2 separate regions of the Homo sapiens genome follow, and region 2 is linked to region 1. A link is an interaction called in ENCODE POLR2A ChIA-PET data of the cell type or tissue named here. Cell type or tissue: PC-3. All regions are shown on one strand. Each heading gives the region's core, and the rest is flanking DNA. Links, peaks and the distances in the headings are about the cores only.

Evidence for each region. ChIA-PET counts read pairs that join two places held together with the same protein. Peaks named below come from ENCODE experiments on the same cell type or tissue, not always from the same donor. Only the 100,000 strongest peaks of a DNase experiment are listed, where the experiment ranks them.
Region 2: POLR2A ChIA-PET joins it to region 1 with 8 read pairs; 3 of 35 experiments call an interaction of 5 or more read pairs at or near these places.

What each region holds. Positions count from the first base shown.
Region 1 is chr2:189,671,524-189,676,906 of GRCh38, forward strand. ANKAR (ankyrin and armadillo repeat containing) reads left to right here and starts at 3,147. Exons shown (of 23, transcript NM_001378068.1): 1 at 3,147-3,307; 2 at 4,933-5,383. The coding sequence starts at 4,968. LOC105373793 (a long non-coding RNA gene) reads right to left here and starts at 2,762. Exons shown (of 2, transcript XR_923692.3): 1 at 2,308-2,762; 2 at 1,597-1,870. RefSeq lists a silencer at 2,803-3,222 and an enhancer at 3,273-3,532. In PC-3, for the core only: CTCF peaks have their summits at 2,957 (motif pointing right) and 3,156; a DNase peak (open chromatin) is centred at 3,048; H3K4me3 peaks cover 1,797 bases; H3K27ac peaks cover 651 bases.
Region 2 is chr2:190,327,772-190,333,154 of GRCh38, forward strand. No RefSeq gene overlaps it. Among named protein-coding and RNA genes, the nearest start is that of HIBCH, 11 kb to the left of the region's middle. In PC-3, for the core only: a CTCF peak has its summit at 1,157 (motif pointing right); no DNase peak of the experiment used is centred there.

The sequences.
Region 1 (5,383 bases), core at 115-5,114:
CTGAGATGTATCCTATATAATAAGCCAGTAAACATAAGTATTTCTATGAGTGCTGTGAGCCATTCTAGCAAATTATCGAACCTGAATAGGGGGTCATGAAAACCCCCAGTTTATGTAGCTGGTCAATCAGAAGTACCAGAGATCCAGACTTGAAATTGCCATCTAAAGCAGAGACACCTTATGGCACTGAGCCCTTAAATGGAAGGATCTGACACTCACTCCAGGTAGATAGAGGCAGGATTAAACTGTAGGATACCCAGCTGGTATTCAGAGAGCTGGAGAATTGCTTGGTAATTCTCCACACATCTGGTGGAAAAAATCCACACATCTGGTGTCAGAAGTGTTGTGTGAGAGTGAAGAGAAACAGTTTGTTTTCCCAGACTCACTCTCTTTGATCACTCCATCCAGAAATGATTCAGTTCCCTCTCTTCAGGGACCATGGTTTAGACAGGGTCCTGTTTCATGGATAAAAGAACTACAGGTTTAAAGAAGCTAAACAATTTGCTTGAGGTTCATCCTCCTGAACAGTACTTGTTACTTCTATTACATCTTTTTAGGCAGCTCATTTTCCCACCCCAGTAACTTTTAAAGACTACAGTTGACCCCTGAACAACACATTTGAACTGTGCAGTTCCACTTATATGTGGATTTTCTGCCTCTGCCACCCCGAGACAGCCCCTTCTCCTCCTCAGCCTACTCAACCTGAAGACAAGAATAATTACGTCTTCCTCTACTTACTATGTCTTGCCTCTCATCCACAGTCACTCTCTCCACCTTTTTGTCTATTTACTCCAACCTGACATCCACCCACATTACTCAACTGTTAACTGCCATACCAGTGTCACTGTGAAATCTGTCCATTAGGATCGACACCATTTCTGGATCTGGCCACCCTTTGATTCTTTAATCACAGTAGCAAATAAATTTTAGGATCCGGACAAACAGGTCAGTAACCTGGCAAAGGCTTTCACATGCCCCGAATTTATTCCCTGGAAGATGCAATGTTCAACCAAAATTTAGATACTGCCTACATAGCTTTCATCCCTCAATCTGAAAGCAGACAACTTCAAGTGTCTGTGTGGGCCTGAGCACTAAATTGACATTGCTTATATTGGGAGTAGATGAACTTAAGAGGTTTGCCCCACGGCCTAGAATTGAATATTATAACACCAATACAGTTTAATACTGAAAATAGCTATAACTTACATAATGCTATATTCCAGGTGCTACTCTACTCTATGAGATTTAAATGTATTAATCAGTCAAACTTTTATAAGGAATTTCCAGGTCATCTGCTCCACCAGAATACTGAGAGAGACAGAGAGAGGATACACATGCATGTGTGTGAACCCCAAGAGGGCCTGGGCATTTACAACCTTCTGCTATTCAATCCCATTAGCTCTGGGATGGAGTTCTGTGTTGATCCTTTAAAAAATGAGGCATCTCTTTCCGAAGATTTGAGACACATGGAACAAACCATTTGGCTACCCAGGGGGAAACAATCCTTGAAGTAGGAGAATGTACATATATGGTTCATATTTCTTAAGTGCAAACATGCAAATCTTTGTAAAAAAAAAAGCCCTGGAATAGTCCTCATAAATTTATTAATATTTATTTCCATAGTAGCTAAAATAATGACATGGTTACTGGAAGAGAAATTCTGCCCCAAACAGTCACCAAGAACTTCCAAGCTGCTGCATTCAGTGGAAGTTTGTTCTCATCTCCCCTGACCGAGCAGCAGCATCCGATAAAGTTGGCCATTCCTTTTTTTTTTTCCACACACTTCTTTGGCTTCTGTGACCAATTTTGGTTTTCCTCCTGCCTTCTTGGCTGTTCTTTTTGTCTTCTTTGCTGACTTCACTCTCTCTACCTGACGTTTAAATGTTAAATTTCTCAGGTCTCTAATCCTTGGTTCTCAACTCCTCATTCTGCACGCTCTCCCTTGGTGATTTCAACCCCACTCCTGGCTTCAATTACTATAAATCTGCCAAAATTTATACATCTAACCCCTACTGCCATTCTTAGCCCAGAACTGTTTATCTAAAGCATATCTCACATCTCAATTTCTCTCACAGGTACTTCAAGGTCAATTAGTACATAACTGAACTCTTAATCTTGCCCTGATATCCTGTTGCTCCTGACAGAAATGTGGTTCTGACTTGGACACAACCTTCTTTTTCAACATATCCCCAATCTGTCACCAACAGGCAACCTCATTATTTTTCAAATCTGTCCACAGTCCCTGAGCCCCACCTCCACTGCCACTACTGTAGGCTAATCCTTTGGGATGAAATTCAAAATCATTACTCAGCAGCCTGCATGATCTGTCCATCGCGCACCTCAGCAGCTCGGTTTGTGCCCACATCTCTCTTGTTCTCTAAGCAGGGTTTTGCGGTTTCTCAACCATTTCAACTTTGTTCTCACTTCAATTCTTTCTCTCCTGCTGTTCCCTGTTCCTGAAAAGCTACTTGTCCAGTCCTTTGCTTGGGTAGCTCTTTTCCATCTTCTAGGCTCGGAGGGGAAAAGGGCACTTCCTTAGGCAGCCTTTCCTAGCCCTGGGCTAGGTTAGCTTTCATTCGAGTGCTGTCATTCCATCTAATATTGGCACACTGTTAAATATAGCTGTGAGATGATCTGTTCAACTGTAAGCTCCTTGGGGTTTCGTGTCTGCCCTGTTTTCTAGGGTTTCCAGCTTGTAGCTGGGTGCCTGACTCATAATAGGTGTTCCATAAATGCTTGTTGAATGAAAGAATGATGATGGAGGTGGTATTCCAACTCGGGACTGCCTCAACGCCCGGCGCTGTCTCCTCTGCTACTCTGTTTCGGTGTTTTAGCAGAGGCAGATAGTGAGGGCGGCACAGTGCCCACGGCATGCCGCTGGACTAAGCGCTAAGCGGGCTTGGGATGATGCGCACGCGGGGGGTCTGAGCCAGCCAAGGGGCCGGGCGCCGCCTGGGGGCGCTGCGGCTGCTGCGGGACGCACCAGGCCTAGTCGCCCGCAGGCTCCGCCCGAGGAGCAGCCCAGCCACCCCAGGGCCCGGAGGACCAACCGCTTCGACCCGCGCCCGGGCGGCGGCAGTGTTGGCCGGCGAGGCGAGGAGGGCCGGGCCGCCACGGTGGGGCGAAAAGCCCTGAAAGTTCCTCTCAGTTCCTTCCGGTGCGCCTCCCGCTCGCCCTTGCGGAGGCCCTGAGGGCGGATTCAAGGCCCCGCGAGAAGCCATCTGAGGCGGCGACGACTGTTCTCAGCCCCACGGGAACGCCGCGGACGCAGCGTCCCTCTCCCGGACAAGAAAACAGCCATTCTAGAGTAGGTTCCTCCCCTTTCCTTGTTTTTTCCCCTTTCCCGTGCCCATGGCTGACGCGAGCTGCTTTTGGACGTGGGTCCCGGGCTTGACTGGACAGACGTGGGTTCTGTTTCTGAAAGGCGTAAAACCTCAGACTTGTCCTGCAACCTCCTGGTCTCCGTTTTTGCCTCTATAAAGTGGGCATAACAAGGTCTGACTCACTGACCTGGGGTCTCAGGTGTGGCGCCCAAACCAGCACTATCAGCATTTCCTGTAACTTTACTAAAACGCATATTTTCTGGCCCCACTACAGCTCATTGAATCAGAAACTCAGTGGTGGGATTCAGCGATTTGTATTTGAACAAGCCCCAGGTGATTTTGATACAAGCTAAATTTTGAGAACCACTATATAATAGAGACCAATCAGATGAAATAAATCAAACCATTATATAGTAAAGAACCTGGCTCAATAAATAGTAGTTGTGGTTATTATTATTTCAGGAATAGACAGGCATTCATTGGCACAGAAATTGAAGGTTAAGCAAATGCTTCTTTCCTTTTCTTTTTCTTTTTTTTTTCTTTTTTTGAAACAGTGTTTTTCACACTTGTTGCCCAGGCCACCGCAACCTCCGCCTCCTGGGTTCAGCCTCCTGTCTCAAGCCCCGCGAGTAGCTGAGATTACAGGCATGTACGACCACGTTTGGCTAATTTTGTATTTTTAGTAGAGACGGAGTTTCTCCATGTTTGTCAGGCTGTTCTCGAACTCCTGACATCAGTTGATCTGCCCGACTTGGCCTCCCAAAGTGCTGGGATTACACGCATGAGCCACTGCGCCCCACCCTTTTCTTTTCTTTCATGCAGGTCAGTATAGTCTTGCTTTAAAAAACTGAAAACAAAATAAATATCCATATGATTTGGATATTTATCCCCTCCAAATCTCATGTTAAAATAGATTCCCCAATGTTGGAGGTAGGGCTTGGTGCGAGGTGTTTGGATTATGGGGGTGGATCCCTCATGAATGGCTTGGTGCTTTCCTGGCAGAGTGAACTCTACCTCTGAGCTCATGAAAGATCTGGTTGTTTAAGAGTAGACACCTCCCCTTTCTCTCTATTGTTCCGTCTCTTACCATGTGACACACTGGCTCCCCTTCCCCTTCCGCCATGATTGTAAGCTTGGTCTCACAAGAAGCTGAGCAGATGCTGGTGCCATGCTTGTACAGCCTGCAGAATTGTGAGCCAAATAAACCTCTTTTCTTTATAAATTATGCAGTCTCAGGTATTCCTTTATAGCAACACAAACAGACTAACACGAACATATACAAAAGAATGCCTCTCCAACAACAAAATAGGTATGTAACAGTAGCTTCTCACAGATAAACTTAACGTTTCTTTTTGACATACATCTTCTTGTCTTTTGAATTCTTTGAAAAGCAGAACATGGTTAATGATAAAGGTTTTATAATTTTAATTATTTTAATTCAAATTTCAGTTTTCATATACTGCAGTTATTTTTAATTTGAAAACTATAATGGTTGACCATGAAAAATTAATCTTATGTAGGTGAAAGGTACAGATTTATTTCTAGACAAATCCAGTTTCATTGGCATGTCAGATTTTATTGATAATCTTTTCCTTCTTATTCATTGCAGAAGCTTCAAAAAGGACACACTAGATTTAATTAGAAATGTTAAGATTGCCCAAAAAAGGATTACCTAGATTTGAGCAAGTTCAGGATGAAGACACCTACCTGGAAAATTTAGCAATACAAAGAAATGCATCTGCTTTTTTTGAAAAATATGATCGGAGTGAAATACAAGAGTTACTAACTACTGCACTAGTTAGCTGGTTGTCTGCCAAAGAGGATGTGCGCTCTCAAGTAGACCTCCCATGTGGAATTATGAGTCAAATGAATAACGTAGGCTTCTCCACTGCAATCCTACTGACTCCCGTGGACCCTACTGCCCTCTTAGACTATAGAGAGGTCCATCAAATGATAAGAGAGTTGGCTATTGGAATTTATTGCCTAAATCAAATCCCTTCCATCAGTTTAGAAGCTAATTATGATCAGAGTTCTTCTTGTCAATTACCTCCAGCTTATTA
Region 2 (5,383 bases), core at 127-5,126, 660 kb after region 1:
TTGCGGAATGTCTGCTTCTATTTGGTGCTTTGTCTAATCATGGAGGGGCTATTATGATCCAGCTGCCGTGTTAGTGTTAGGCTCTGAAGGTTACATGGAGCCATGGAAGCACACAGTAGGGCCACCTGTTATAGTGTTGGAATCAGAGAAAGCTTCCCAGGAAAGGTAACTGTTTTAGATAGAGAAACTCTGCGCAGATGAAGCATAATAGGTGACTCCAGCATTTTGACAGTGGCACAATAGAGGTAGGGAAGGGTCAGGTCTCTAGGGACTATGAAGCCTGTCTAAGGGTATTTAAGCAGAAAGATGACATAATCGGATTTGACTTCTATCAGTATCACTTTGAAGCAGGGCCAGCAGACCAGAGAAAACTGATCTCCCTATATGTTTTCTGTACCTTCATACTAATTTGACTTCCAAGAGATTTTTATTTGCCTTCGCTTGTCTGATTCCAACTCTACTTCATGACATCATCTCATAATATTGCTTTTAAATAGTTATTTTTTACATTTCTATTTTGCTTTTATCACACTTGCTAATTGATTAATCTGTTTCTCATTTTCTGAACTCAGCAGAGCAATCTGATTAGCCTAGTGTAACTTTTTTGAGCTGTGAATGGACCAACTTGGATCAAGAGGCCATGGAGTTTAATCATCCATTTACATACTGGGAATGTTCGTGAGTTCCAAGATTATGTGGGTCTGGCAGGCAATTATGGCTTATTTCTCAGATCATCAACCAGTATCCATGCTCAGAGTGTTGATTCAAATAGCAGCTGATAAGCATAGGAGCATTTATAAAATTGGAAAAATTTTAAATAAAGATAGTTCTGTTAGACCAAAAAATGTGTGTATACATGTGCAGAAACATTTTAGAGAAATGCACACCCAAAATGTTAACAGTGGTTATGCACACCCAAAATGTTAACAGTGGTTATCCTTGGGGGATGGTGAAAATACGAGTGACTCGCTTCTTCTCTATAATTATTTACATTTTCTATTGTGTCACTTGAGACTAGATAGTTGTTTTGTAACAAATATAAAAGTGGTTTTTAAGGAAATCAGGGAGCATTACACATATCTGCCACATTTTTCCTTATGGCTAATTCCCAAAATACCTTTTGGACAAGTTTTGTCTTTACTACATGCACTTGATTTCTAGTGAGTTGCCACTAGATGGTGAATATACCACATCAAACAAGATTGAAAGGCTTCCATGTTTTCAATAAGCTAATCCCTCCAAATGAAATTTCTTAGAAAAAAAAGTCTTAATACATTTTTCAACTTTGAGATATGGCATACCAAAATATGTCTCTAAAGATTGAAATAAAAATACATACGTAACACATTCACAACATAACACTGACATTATAAAGACTTTGTACTGTATTTTCCAAGAACACAAGCCTTGGTGCATAGAAATAGTACAATGTCCATTTGTAGATTTAACATAATTTACATATTTCTAGTATGCAATGTCAAATTATCTTTATTATTTAAAAATATTCATTTTATGTAGATACAGTCTTGACCTCACTTTAGCAATAAATATTTAAATTTAGCATTAAAACATTCCCAAATGAGTAAATTGATCTGTCCTGCTAAGTTTGATAAGTTGGTTTACAAATTCTATGATGTTCTATGAAACTAGTATCACCCCGATACCAAAATCAGGCAAGAACACACAAAAAAATTAATCTCTACAGGCCAATATCGCTGTGAACATAGATGCCAAACTCCTCAACAAAAATACTAGCAAACCCAACCGAACAGCACATAAAAAAGATAATTCATCATGATCAAGTGGACTTTATTCCAGGGATGCGAGGATGATTCAACATTCTCAAATCAATAAATGTGATTAACCACATCAACAGAATTAAAAACAAAAACCATTTGATCATCTCAACAGATGCAGAAAAAGCATTTGATATAAACCATCATCCCTTTATGATAAAAACTCTCAACAAACTAGATACCTCAAAATAATAAATGCCATATATGACAAACCCACAACCAACTGATACTCATACTGAATGAGGAAAAGTAGAAAGCATTCCCCCTAAGAGCTAGAACAAGACAGGGAAGTCCGCTCTCACCACTGCTATTCAACATAGTACTGGAATTACTAGCTAGAGCTATCAGGCAAGAGAAATAAATGAAGGACATTCCAACAAATTATCTCTGTTCATTGATGACATAATCTTATACCTAGAAAATCCTAAAGACTCCTCCAAAAAGACTCATAGACTTGATCAACAACTTTAGTAAAGTTTTAGGATACAAAATCAATGTGCAAAAATCAGTATCATTTTTATGCACCAAATATTTTCAAGCTGAGAACTAAAGCAAAAGTTCAATCCTATTTATAATAGCCACAGAAAAGAATAGAATACCAGAATATATTTAACTAAACAGGTGAAAGATCTCTACAAGGAAAACTACAAAACACTGATGAAAGAAATTATACATAACACAAACAGAAGAAAAAAATCCCATGCTCATGGATTGAAAGAATCAATGTCCTTAAAATAACCTACCCAAAGCAATCTGCAGATTCAACACAATACCTATCAAATTACCAATGTCATTCTTCACAGAATTAGAAAAAAACTATCCTAAAGTTGACATGGAACCAAAAAAGAGCCCAAATAACCAAAACAACCCTAAGCAACAAAAACAAAGCCAAATGGCCTTACATTACTTCAAATTATACTATAAGGCTATAGTAACTAAAACAGCTTAGTACTGGTACAAAAAGACACACATAGATTAATGGAACAGAATAGAGAACCCCAAAATAAAGCCATATACCTACAACCAGCTGATCTTTGACAAAGTCGACAAAAATAAACCACGGGGAAAGGGCACCCTATTCATTAAATGGTGCTAGGAAAATTATCTAGTCATATGCAGAAGAATGAAACTGGACCCTTATCTCTCACCATAGACAAAAATTAACTCAAGCTCGATTAAAGACCTAAATGTAAGACCTGAAACTATAAAAGTCCTAGAAGAAAACCTAAGAAATATTCTTTTGGACATTGGGTTAGGCAAAGAATTTATGACTAAGACCCCAAAAGGAAATGCAATGAAAACAAAAATAGACAAATGGGAATTAAACTAAAAAGCTTCTGCACAGCAAAAGAAATAATCAGCAGAATAAACTGACAACCTACAGTATTACCTAAGTAATGAGGTACCTTATATTACAGAAGGACATTATTTAACAAATTAAAAGACAGTATAATCACCACATGAGAGATCTATTTCTTATCTCCTCTTGCCCTTTCAGTCTCTTGTAGAAACTATTTGCAAATTATGCCTCTGACAAAGTACTAATATCCAGAATCTACAAGGAACTCAAACAAATCAACAAGAAGAAAACAAAAAAATCCCATAAAAAAGTGGGCACTTCAGGAATTTGAGGCTACAGTGAGCTATGATTGTACCACTGCACTCTGCACTCTACACTGGGCGACATAGCAGGGCGATCTCTTGCCAACAAAAAAAAAAAAAAAAAAAAAAAAAAGTTGGTAAAGGACATGAACAGACATTTCTCAAAAAAAGACAAACAAGAAGGCAACAAACACATGAAAAATGCCAGTAAGAATAGCTATTATTAAAAAATTATAAAACAACAGATGGTAGCATGGATGTGGAGAAAAGGCAGCCCTTATACACCATTAGTGGGAGTGTAAATGAGCACAACGTCTATAGAAAATAGTATAGAGATTTCTCAACCTACCATTCAACCCAGCCATCCCACTATTAGGCATCTACCCAAAAGGAAAGAAATCATTATACCAAAAAGCCACCTGCCCTTGTATGTTTATGATGGCACATTCACAATTGCAAAGTCATGGAATCAACCTAAGTGTTCATCAATGGATGAATGGATTTTTTTTTAATGTGGTATATATATACCATGGAATACTATGCAGTCATAAAAAAGAATGAAATCATGTCCTTTGCAGCAACATGGATGGAGCTGGAGGCCATTATTCTAAGTGAAATAATTCAGAAACAGAAAATCAAATACTGTGTGTTCTCACTTACCGATGGGAACTACACCAAGGGTACACATGCACATAAAGATGAAAATAATAGACACTGGGGACTCCAAAAAGGGGGAGGTTGAGATGGGGGTAAAGGTTAAAAAAAATTTACCTATAAGGTACAATGTTCACTATTTGGGTAATGGGTATGCTAGAAGCCCAAACCTTACTGTTTTGTAATATATCCATGTAACAAATCTGCACATGTACCCCTGAATCTAAAATAAGTAAATAAACTTTTTAAAAGAGAAAAAACAACCCAATTCTCTGATATTAGCAAGTCCCAGGGAAGTATAATCAAGAAGATCTTCTGTAAAAATTATGGCCATTAAGCTCCACTGGGTTTCCCTATAATTGCTTGCATGTATGTATACATAGCAATAATAATATGTAAGTAGTATATAATTTTTTATGGTATGTTACAGTATATATATATATATACTTCCCTCTGATGGACCCTAGATTCCTCAATATTTGATATTTCTTTCAGGAAGGGGAAATAAAAGCAAATGAGTGTTGAAATGGTATGTTTTTCCACTTATATGGGAAAACGTTGAGTCCTTTACAGTCTCATTTATATTGTCCTGGTATTTAAGTGGCTGAGGCTTTCTACTATTCTAAATACTATATTCTCTTTTCCTATGGCAGATAAAGAAGGAGGTAAGGAAAAAGAAAATAGTAAAAATTGATATTCTGTTTTCTGATATTCACCTACGAGGTTCAGAAACCCTCCTTTGAAACTCTTGCCTCAAACTCCTAAATTAAAAAGGAAAAATGACCCATCCCACAATACTAGTGGTAAAATTAATTTAAATTTGTATAATTTCTGCCTACATTTAGGAGCAAAAACTCAGAGCACAAAGACAGTGGAAGGCAAGACAGCAATGTTTGATATGTGTTACTAAGATTCAAAGTTGCCGGGCACAGTGGCTCATGCCTGTAATCCCAGCACTTTGGGAGGCCAAGGCAGGCAGATTATGAGGTCAGAAGATCGAGACCATTCTGGCTAACATGGTGAAGCCCCATCTCTACTAAAAATGCAAAAAAAATTAGCCGGGCCTGGTGGCAGGTGCCTGTAGTCCCAGCTACTCAGGAGGCTGAGGCAGGAGAATCGCTTGAACCTAGGAGGCAGAGGCTGCAGTGAGCTGAGATTGCACCACTGCACTCCAGCCTGGGCAACACAGCAAGACTCTGTCTCAAAAAAAAAATTCAAAGTCAATGAGGTAGGAAATAATTTTCAGCTGATGAAAGATTTATGATAAATGGTAATATCAAAGCTTTTTTCCCCCAGTTTTGAAAACAAATTAGACAGCTGCTGCTGTACAC